Regions from separate parts of the Mus musculus genome. Here region 2 is linked to region 1. The links are chromatin loops, found by intact Hi-C in ENCODE. Cell type or tissue: left cerebral cortex. All regions are shown on one strand. Links, peaks and the distances in the headings refer to the core of each region. The heading gives the core; the rest is flanking DNA.

The links. A loop is a pair of places that touch in the nucleus more often than their neighbours do. Peaks named below come from ENCODE experiments on the same cell type or tissue, not always from the same donor. Only the 100,000 strongest peaks of a DNase experiment are listed, where the experiment ranks them.
Region 2: a loop joins it to region 1, with 13 times the contacts of the local background. A loop is called at or near these places in 2 of 42 quality-filtered maps.

What each region holds. Positions count from the first base shown.
Region 1 is chr1:126,329,997-126,335,383 of GRCm38, forward strand. All of the region lies in intron 5 of Nckap5 (NCK-associated protein 5), which reads right to left. Among named protein-coding and RNA genes, the nearest start is that of Gm35562, 290 kb to the left of the region's middle. In left cerebral cortex, for the core only: no CTCF peak of the experiment used is centred there; DNase peaks (open chromatin) are centred at 2,237, 3,100 and 3,173; H3K27ac peaks cover 514 bases.
Region 2 is chr1:126,262,423-126,267,809 of GRCm38, forward strand. All of the region lies in intron 5 of Nckap5 (NCK-associated protein 5), which reads right to left. Among named protein-coding and RNA genes, the nearest start is that of Gm35562, 220 kb to the left of the region's middle. In left cerebral cortex, for the core only: a CTCF peak has its summit at 2,732; DNase peaks (open chromatin) are centred at 2,195 and 2,708.

The sequences.
Region 1 (5,387 bases), core at 254-5,253:
GTACAATCTCTATCTTATTACAATCAAAATTTAACAGAATACATCTAGCACCATCTAAAAATTCTAAAAGCAAAACTAGGAGGTGGATTCGTGGGTTGGGAAGGGCCAAGATTCAAAGACTGGCTCATGAGGTGAATCAAGTAGAGAAGGTTAACATCTGCCTCTGTAGCAATAGTGAGAAAACAGGGCACTCAGACAGCTTGAAAGTATGAAAAAGAATGCCCACATTTAAGATTTTCACGTAATCCAAAAGGAAGGGAGCAAAAGAAAGAGGCAAAGAATGTGAAAGAAAAGAGAAAGTCACAAAAATAATGCAATAAAATAAAAATGGAAGACCTATATCTACATGTCAATTACATTCAGGCAATTCATATAAATCGAGCAATGAAAAACAGAAATTGGCAGACCCTGCAGAAAGTGTAAAACCCAATCAAGACCGCTATAAATAGAGTGGTAAAACAGAAAACAGTTGTGAAAATACATACTATCCAAACATGAATTAAAAGTAAGTTTGATGAAAGTTTTGTTAGAATGATAGAATTACTCTGTGTATTATAACCATAGAATGCAGTATTTATAAAACTATATATTTATCAATAGGTTTCTCTATATAAGGAATAAACTGTATTTATGTTAATTTAAAGCCAAAGTGTTTGCATTTTCTTTTTAATTTATCTATATATTATATGCTATGTAACCCAAAGCATATGTTCTCTTTCTTTGTGGTTCTAGGGACTCAGTTCAAGGCCTTACTCAATTCAATTCAAGGTAAGTACTCTACCACCCAACTATATTCCCATCACCATCCCAAAGTGTAAGCTTTCCAAATGAAAGTTTTAATAATCACATGATGACCATCTCTACAAAATGGAATAACAAAATATTTATTTTAAACTTAAAGCTTAATATAAGTATCTCAGTCAGTGTTCTGTTACAGTGAAGAGACATCATGCCCACAGCAACTTCTATAAAGGAAAGCATTTAATTGGAGCTTGCTTACAGTTTTAGAATCTAGATCCATTGTCACCATGGCAGAGAGCATGGTGGCATGCAGGCAGACATAATGGTGGAGAAATAGCTGAGAGTCCTGCATCCAAATCCATAGGTAGCAGGAAGAGAGAGAGGGAGAGATGTGGGGACTGCCTTTGGCTTTTAAAACCCCAAAGCCCACTCCCAGTGACACACTTTCTCCAACAAACCACACCTCCCAATCTCTCTTAAGTAGCGCTACTCTCTGATGACCAAGCATTCAAATAGATGAGCCTGTGGTGGCCACTCTTATTCAAACCACCACAGTAAATCTATCCACAACTAGCAGACCGTTCAACTACTTTGAAGAGACTAGAGATGACAAAGATTTATGCAAATGACAGGATGCAACCTTCCCAGAAACTAAAGGATAGTAATTTCATACTCCATGTGATAACCCTTGCATCATGATGGGGGTTCCTGATAGTCTCCATGTCTCTGGATTACACTACTAGTCTGTCTAGTAGACCTTAGGATATAATGGCCACTATCCAAAAGTTACACTAGTCATAGTATAACAGCCATCAGTTCTAGCATTTGGGGGGTGGGGGGAGTGGGGTAGGGGATGAGATATGAAGAAAGAAAAAAAAGGTGTCAGAAAACTGAAAGGAAGCCATTAAAGACCTTGGAAGATCCAGGAACCATTCCCATTCTAAGTCCCACTGAGCACTTCTTTATTCAAAGGATGCTGGGAAATTTAGTTGTCTCAAAAGTACATGCATTGTTATTCTCAACTATACAGGTCTTTTTAAGTTAGAGGAAGAAAAGAATGAAAATGTGTTGTGCAGGCAAATAGCACTCTGGTTGTTTTGACAACTAGCCACAAATTTTGGTGTTGGCTTCTGGGAGAATTTTATTGTAGAAAAGCAATTCTAGTCAGTGAAATTCAACATGAAAAAGAAAATGGAGAACAATAATCAGATTCTTGTGTTTGTAGAACCAGAGATGTATCTGTAATGCCCTGTACACTAGAATATGACAGTTATTACAAACACAGTTGTTTGAATATATACTGACAGGCACTCTGTGCCTCAAAATTATAGAACCATCTTGTGATTCTCTTCCAAGATTAATGTGTTGATCTGAATCCAACTGGAATCAGCGAAGATGCCTCTGCTGCTACTTGGAGCAGTGAAGGGAAGCACAAAGACACGTGTTTTCAGGCTCTGACTCACTTCTGGTGAGGATTTTGTTTGCTGACCTTCTTCTAGAAACTTGGATGGTATGAGTAAGAAAAGGTCATTTTACAGCTTCACACAGTCCAGATGGTGACTCTTCACAGAGAATCTCCTTCTGGTGAAAGCTAGAAAAAGAGTTCTCACTGCCTACTTCTTTTACCATTTTGTTTCTGGCCAATATAAAAGAAGCTCTGTTTTGAGGACAAACTGTTTGCCTGTAATGGAAGGGTGTTTTTGCAAACATAGGAGAACATCGGGGGGAGGGGTTGAGGGGGGGGGTTGGAAGGAAGAATGTGCCAAGGCTCACCAGCCATTAGAATATGCATGCATTCCCCATCTTAGCCTACTGATGCTAGACCACTAGGGTACTAATAAAAGCCACAGTGAGAGCAGAGGCTGGAGTTAACCAGAAGAGTGGGGGGATAGAGGGTCTGGAGGCCAGAGTTTGGAGCACTCAGTGAAATGCATAAGAAGGTTTGCCAGTAGGTATGAGCTAATCTATGATTCTCTAATAGATGAGATAATCAGATAAGAGGAGCCTGAGGATGTGTGATCGCAAGCCCCTCCAAAGACTCCAGGGATACATGTGAACCACTGCTGTTACTCGGTGCACCCCTGCTTCTAATGTTAATAACTGCCAGCTTTAACAACTGAATTAGAAGGGAAGGTGGCTTAAGGAAGAGCTCCTCTGATCACCTGATAGACAAAGAGCTAAATATGAAATAGCTAAGACTGCAGATCCATCTTAGTGGCTGGGATAGAGTCAACTATTTGTCATAGAAAAACATCAAAGTGATCCTAAAAATGTGGGCACAAATGTGAACGAAGACAGAGTGGTACAGTGGAAAACACTGGAAACACCTACAAGATCTGATAGTGCTAAGGCTGGCAATATGACGAAGAGCTGAGAGTCAAGGTCAAAGCTGGAGGCATATAAGGATGACAATCTCGGGTTCAGCTTCTCCCAAGTGGATGTACCTCTCAAGAACAGTGCATCATTTTGGGCCTAGGTAGGCGACCTTTGAATTGGAATGTGATGATCCAAGCTCAAACCTCAACCAGAGTTCCTCCAGTTTCTGCCACTGTCACATGGGGAAATCCTTGACAAAGGAAATTCAGTGGGTTTTTTCCTCTATTGAAAGCCCCTCCCATCTGGTGCTGTTTCACCTTCCTTAATTTTTCATTTTCTGAAATAATTATTAAGAATTATTCCCTTTTTCCTGTTACCACTTTGCATATGTTCACAAGAGTCAATGTCACTAACCTTTTAGGCATTACATACAGAATTTGGGGTTGCTGTCCTTAGTCAATCTTTGATGGCTGTTAACATTCGATATCTTATATATTTGAATCATGTAAAACTGGGCCATGAAAGGGCGCATTGGTCTCGAAAACTCTATCATTCTTAGGAGCAATTTTCTCTACATTTCAGAATACTAAATATCTGTATTATTCAAGACATAGAGTGGCTTGTTCAGGAATCAGACACAGAACTTGATTCCAAGTTTCATGACTGCCAGGGCAAGACATGCTCATGTTTTCCAACATCAATCACAGGATGTATGCCATCTAAAAATAAGCCCCAGACAAAACCAAAACCTGACTCTCCTCACTGACGATGAAGAACACAGGAAGGTAATGGTTGGTCCTACATCTTTCTCCAGTCAGCCTCAGTACTATGGCCTCAGGTTCTTTATTTATAAAGCAAGAAGAATGTCTTAGACTAAAGAGGCCCGGTTGAACCTGAACATTGGCAGACCTGTTTCTGAACCCTATTAGGTCAGAGACACTATCATACAGCCAGAAAAGTTCTTGGATCACCTTTTATAAACTGATGGATCCCTGCATAGAAGCTGGAGGAGAAGCGTTAAGACCTCCTGGAGCCAAGCTCTTCGTGAAAGGAAAGGTCAAGTCTTGATTAGGATTCTGTAGTTCTTTCCTCCAAAGTGGAGCACTCCATCCTAGAAGGAAGCTTGTCAAGACCAAGCAAGTCAAGTAAACTTAAAAGGCTCTGAGAAATCCTGAAAGTTACAGGACTTACGAGGCTCTTCCCCACGACCATCAAATCAGCAACAAAACTGCTGTGGAGAGGAGACTCTCCCAGGGGCTGATCTGCCTGCAAGCTATGTAGGGAGGTACAGTGATAAAGATTTCAAGAGACTTTACCCATGAGGCAGTGGGCATTTAGTCAAACAGCTGTCTCTGAGCCACCCAGGCTCCTCTAATCACTCACTCAAGCTCCTGGAAATGTCTATTTCCCCCTTCTTGCTCCTGCAGATAACGCCCCACTCCAGCTCAAACAGATAACCCCTTCGTCCCTCCTGCTCCTGTGAGCAACCCCTCACCCATGTGCCTATGAATAATGTCTTGCCCATATTCCTTTTAGTAAACCCACACCCATGATCCAGTGAGTAATCTTTAAGCTATGTTCCTGTAGGTTACCCCTTACCTGTGCTCATATAAGTAACCCTTCCCCAATGCTTTTGTAAATAACTGTAATAAAGTCACTGGTTTACTAAATGAAACTAGGTTGGGATCCTTCTTTGGTTTGTCACCAGTGCCCTGTGTGGGGTGAGCAGACCTGCTCCCATCGTCCATGGAAAGCCAATATACAGCACTGGGTTTTTCCCTTCTCTCCTTCAACTGAGCAAGTTTTTAGAAGAAATAAAGCCCCACAATAGGAACTCACTGACAAGGGATTTATTCAACAAAGTGATCTCCACAGGCTATGCTGGGCTCGTTCAGATGCAGTTCAATACTCAGTCTCTTCCACATCTATATCTTTTGTCCTACGCAATGGTAATTGATGGTCAGCATCACAGCCCCGAGGTCCGGCAACTCACTGACTCATCAAAGGGAGATGCAATTATGTTCGTAGGGCCAGATGGACTATGGCAGCAAAGGGGACTTGGAAATTGAGGAGGGTTGAAACTAAAGATTTTCTGATTAATTCTTAGCAAGCCAAATTTAAGAAGGAAAGATTTCATTGTGTATAATATTCTAGTTGATAGGGAAAGATTTAAAAGTTGAATTACATTAAGATACTCGGACTTTCAAGGCTTCTGGGGAGATGGTTCACTTGGTAAAGTGCTTGTCATATCAAACTCAGGTCCTCATACCTGCATGACCCTGTTTCAAGAAAACAAGGTGGACAGTGCTTGAGGAATGACAGTGGAGGTT
Region 2 (5,387 bases), core at 171-5,170, 68 kb before region 1:
GTAATTAGAAGTTCTTTGCAGAAGTCACTAGATCAAGAAAAAATAAAAGCCTATTCATCTCTCTCCAGTTCTTTTTTTGGCTTTATACTTTAAAAAAATTTTTTAAGGTAAAGGAAAAGCAAGGCTAGACAGGAAATTGTTAAGACCATCTCATGCAATGCAGACCCTTTAGTAATACTGGGAATATTAGTAATATTACTGGGAATAGTAATATTTGGCACAACTCGAGGGTTATTCAAAAGCAATAGCTTTTTGGAGCTGCAGCTTGAAATAGAGGCTTTAGGGCACCCTTTAAACCACTGCTAAGAAAATCAAGTTAAAATAACCTTTATGAGTCTGGTCATAGAGAAAAGCATTTTGTATGTGATGGGAGCATTCTGTCATTTATTCCCTGATGGTACCTATTTAGAATTCTCATTTCTCAAACTTCTGTTTGCCTGGGAAAATAAAAAGAGAAAGCAAAGAAAAGAAATCACAGAGCATGAAGTGGCCCCATGTTGCTTTACACCCTGTGTTAGTTTCCTTTCCTTTCCTATTTGATGAGGAGGGCGCAGATTCCCAAGCCTCTCCCAGTACATCATCTGTTTCCCAAATGTGATACGGATGAGCCAATGATTCCCAGGAGCCCAGGCTTGGGCAGAGCAGTGAGCATTGGTGTGAGCACGGTCACTTCCTTCTAAGTGACCTTAAGCAACCTTTCCTCACTCTCCCTACCCGATACTGAATCACTTATTTTTCCAAATGCTGGACAGGAATCTATTACAAACAGAAATCTGTAAGAACAAATGTATACTTACTGAGATGTAATTAGCTCTAATGTATATTAGCTGAGCCTGAAGCCTTTATTATACTTTACTTATTTAGTATGTGGGTATGCATGTGTCATCTTACACTTGTTGAAGCGGAGGACAATGCCAGGGCTTGGTTCTTTCCTTCTACCATGTAGGTCTAATCATTTGGAAAACTCAAATCGAGGCTGTCTCTGATTAGACTCTCCCTGCTTTATGAAAAAAAAATTATGTGCATGAAGGCCATGGAGATGGCACAGTTCATAAAGTGCTTGCATAAGGACCCGAGTTCAAAATCCAAAACCTATGGATTTTGTTGTTGTTGTCGTCGTCGTCGTTGTTTGTTTGTTTGTTCACTTGGGAATGGTAGTGACAGTCCATGATCACAGTGCTGAGGAGGCTGACAAATCCTGGGACTCCCTGGCCAATCTAGCTTACTATGTGAGAGCCACAGGCCAGTGAGAGACTCTGATTCAAGAACTTCAAACCTGAAGTTTTCCTCTAGTTTCTGCATAGATATTAACACACACTCAGGTGCATGCACATAAGTGTGCACATGCAGGTATACACACACACACACACACACACACACACACTTGTCTTTGCTTTCATAAGTCAAAGGTTCTGATTCTTTTTCAAACAACCTTCCTTTTCTCCCCAGCTGCTCACATAACTGTCATTACAGCTACATTACACCACATTACAGTAGATAACGAGTAATTGGCCAGTAAGTGCTTTCGTGTGTGGCTCAATTCATGCCATACTTTCCTCCTCTAACTTACTCTCTAGTCCTGCATTTTTGTTTTTCATAGATTTATACCATATGGAGACGTAACGCACGAGCAAGATGTCCCAGCTAAGACTCTAAGAACATGGTCCTTAGCTGTGACACTTGGGTCTGAGCTGCTGGGACCACTGTTGCTCGGTAAAACAAATCCAAAGCCTTATTCTTTTGACCACATTGACATCCCATAATTTTCAGCCAGTTCATTAGCATTGGTAGCTAGTGCTACTGTAAAGTGGTCAGGGCTCTTGATCTAGTCTTTAGCCAGGGAAGTCTTTTCATGTTGACTTTGGCAGAGGCATTACAGCCCATTTGTCTGATGCATGGGGGAGATAAACAGGACACCTTAAGAACAGACATATTTTGCCTGGCCTCCCATTCCCCATTCTGCTATGATGAATGGGACCCACCCTGCTCACTATCTTAACTTCAGTGACAAGCTTTCCCCGAGAACAAGCACAACAAAACGCTGGCTGGGAAACTTAGCTGCTTCTGAACTGGGCCCAACTGTGCACCAACGTATTTCCTTAGAGGAGACAAGTTCCTTCCTTGGAAGAGAGCACATTTAACCGTGGAAACAGGAGCAGTCCATGGGCTGGGTGTGACTTGGATGTTCTTATCCGAATCTCTGCCCATCTGCACAATAGTCAAGGGATCCTGAGAATGGAGCGCTAAAAGCCTCGTGGAACTAGAAACTGGCTCCGCAGAGCTGGGGCTTTTTGTTTTTTTCCCCTTGATGATATATATTTTTAATTCAGCATAAAATTTTGCAGGAATTTCCACTCGATGCTGCCCGGAAACTGTGCTGCTCTAATTCCCTCACAGGGATGCAAAAGCATTTCCAAACAGATCGAAAGGTGCTGGCCCAATTGGAATCACTGAATCTTATTCACTCTGGGGCCATTGGTATGTGAGTAGAAAGCCACATAAATTTCTCCCTAGGCAGGCTTGTGCAAATTCTGCATCAGGAAACTTGCTGTATGAAGAGGCTCCCGTTGAATGAGAAGACAGCTATGCATTCAGTGGCGAAACTGATTTTTCCACACAGAGTGCAAAAGAGTCTCCTGAATGTTAACAAGTAAATCCCAAGTGTTCCTACTCCCCCACAGCAGAATGCAGAACGACATTTATGGGTATGGTATGCGTGTGTGTAGAATTCCACTCATCCTGCAGGGGAGGAAGACAGAAAATACCATGTGGGCAAAAGGACGTCATAAAGAAGTACAACCACAGCTGCCACTGTCTTGCTTAGATAATATGGATGCAAAGTTAGTGGCTACACCCCAAGAAACTAAAGATGTCTTTATATTTTCTACATGGAATGAGCATTTAAAATGAATGTACTAATCACTGACATAATTCTTTAAGAGCAGAATGGTTAGTGTTGGCTGGGGAAATGAGTTTGAGGCTAAAACACTTGCTCTGCTATCCTGAGGACCCACATTTGAAACCCAAAGCCACATAAAGCCAGGCATGACAGCATACAGGTGTGAGCCAATGCTTCTATGGTGAGAAGGGGGGCGAAGTCAAGAGGATCGGTGGGAGCCTGTGGAGCAGCTAATTTAGCATACACAGCAGTGAATCTCAAAGGGATTTTGTCTCAAATAAGGTGGAAAGCAAGGACCAACACCCAAGGTCTTCTCCATTCCACCTACCTCATGCACACAAACACACACTTAGATACACATATACATCTCTCTCTCTCTCTCCCTCCCTCTCTCTCTCTCTCTCTCTCTCTCTCTCTCTCTCTCACTCTCTCTCTCTCTCACACACACACACACACACCATACATCAAGAAAAAAAGATTAATCATTTTTACCAGTCCTTATTTCCAGTCTTACAAACTTGTAATATATAATTTCTAAACCCATCTGTGTAATACATTTCATAGACCCCTTTTAAAAAAAGCAATACCACAAATAAATCCAGCTTAGGTTTCTTTTCCATATTTTATTTTGTGGAGTATCTGAAGTTAAATGTTGGAGTACAAGCTTGTATAAAATACCTTGAATGTCAAAAAAATTACTATTTTTACCAAATATGTATTATTTGGATATGGATCTTTAGATTGCTGAATTCTTTTTTATTTTATTTTTTTATTAGATATTTTCTTTATATACATTTCAAATGCTATCCCAATTTTTTTCATTAGAAATTTGACTGCTGAATTCTTAAGTTGGTGCAACTTTGAAGATACGAGACAGCTCAATATCCTCCATATTTATGTTTAGTGGCCATTGATAATGGGAAAGGCTTCTTTTAATGTGGAGAGAGGCTACATGGGAGACTCTAGAAAATGAATGTACCAACTCAGGACCTTGTTTTTCCTTTTCCTTAAAATGAGAAGTTCACCATTTTATTTATCTCATAAAACAAAGCCCAGAATGTAGATTAGATTTCTGTGCTCAGTGTGCACTGGGGTTTCGCAGGTCTGCAGTCAGAGAGAGGATTCCAATGTGTGAAATCAGGCATACATGCTGTCGCCTAGGAAGTAGGTTTGTTGCCTGTTGTGCCTGGCTCCTCCCTGTGTGGTTATGACCCTCACCATCCTGCACGACACTCTCTGTTTTGCTATGCTTCAAGATGTGCTTGGGGCCTGAGGAGATAATAGCTAAGTCTACAAGGTACTTGGCTTGCAAACATAAGGACCAGCACTCTTGAAAAAAAAAACCAAAACCCAATGGCTGTGGTGTTCTTTTGTAATGGCAGTGCTGGGGAGCTGGAAAGGGGCGAGATCCTTGGGCTTGATGGACATCCAGTTTAGATCATTTGGGGGAGCTCCAGGCTAGTAAGAGATCCATTCTCAGGTAGTGTCCAAGAGGAATGACACCAAGGTCATCCTCTGGCTCGAACATGAACACACACACACACACACACACACACACACACACACACACATGCAGAGAGAGAGAGAGAGAGAGAGAGAGAGAGAGAGAGAGAGAGAGAGAGAGAGAGAGAGAGAGAGAGTTTCTGTCTCTCCATTTTTCCTATTGATGAATAGAGGTTTAGGTACAAATCAATAGTCCCTCTGGATCTCAATGATATCCACGCTACCCATTAAGTGGCTACAGTTATCTGCTGTTAAGTTTTGGTGGAAATTCAAGAGAAAGGCAACAACTGGCCATATTGGAAATGGAATTACAGCATTAAATTTTGTGGGAAAGAAGGTGTAGCTATGGCGGAAAGGCGCTTTAAGAATTCAAATACCAACAAAATTCTTGATGGGATCTACTGTTAATTTCTATGCTTCCTACAATATACACTTACCCATAGTACTTCAGGCGAGCATCAGATAAGAAACTGTATACCATGACACACCTTAATAAGCACACTGTGTTATTAATGTCTCTCCAGCTTCAACACTCACACCCATAGTGCAGTAGTAAGGATTAGCTCAAAAGCTAAGGCCTCAGATGTCTCTTTCCAGATACAACTTGGGATATAGCCCTTCCTTGTTATGGTTATGACAAACTTCTTCTGTTTAATATCGCTGACTAGCTTCACAGGATCCAGAATTATCCAGAAGACTAATAATCTCTGGGCATGTCTGTTAGAGTTTCCAGATATATTGAAGTGAGGAAACCCACCTTGCTGATGAAAAGAAAGAAGCAAGATGAACACCAGCCTTATCTCTCTGCATCCTGATCTCTCTGTAGATGCAACATGACCATCTGTCTCACACAACTGCCCATGTGCTTTCCTGACCAGGATGGAATGCACTCTTATACAGTGAGCCAAATTTTATGATTTAATCCTTAAGTGGCTTTTGTTGGGTACTTTGTCAATAAACAAAAGTAGTAACTATTTTGAGGCTA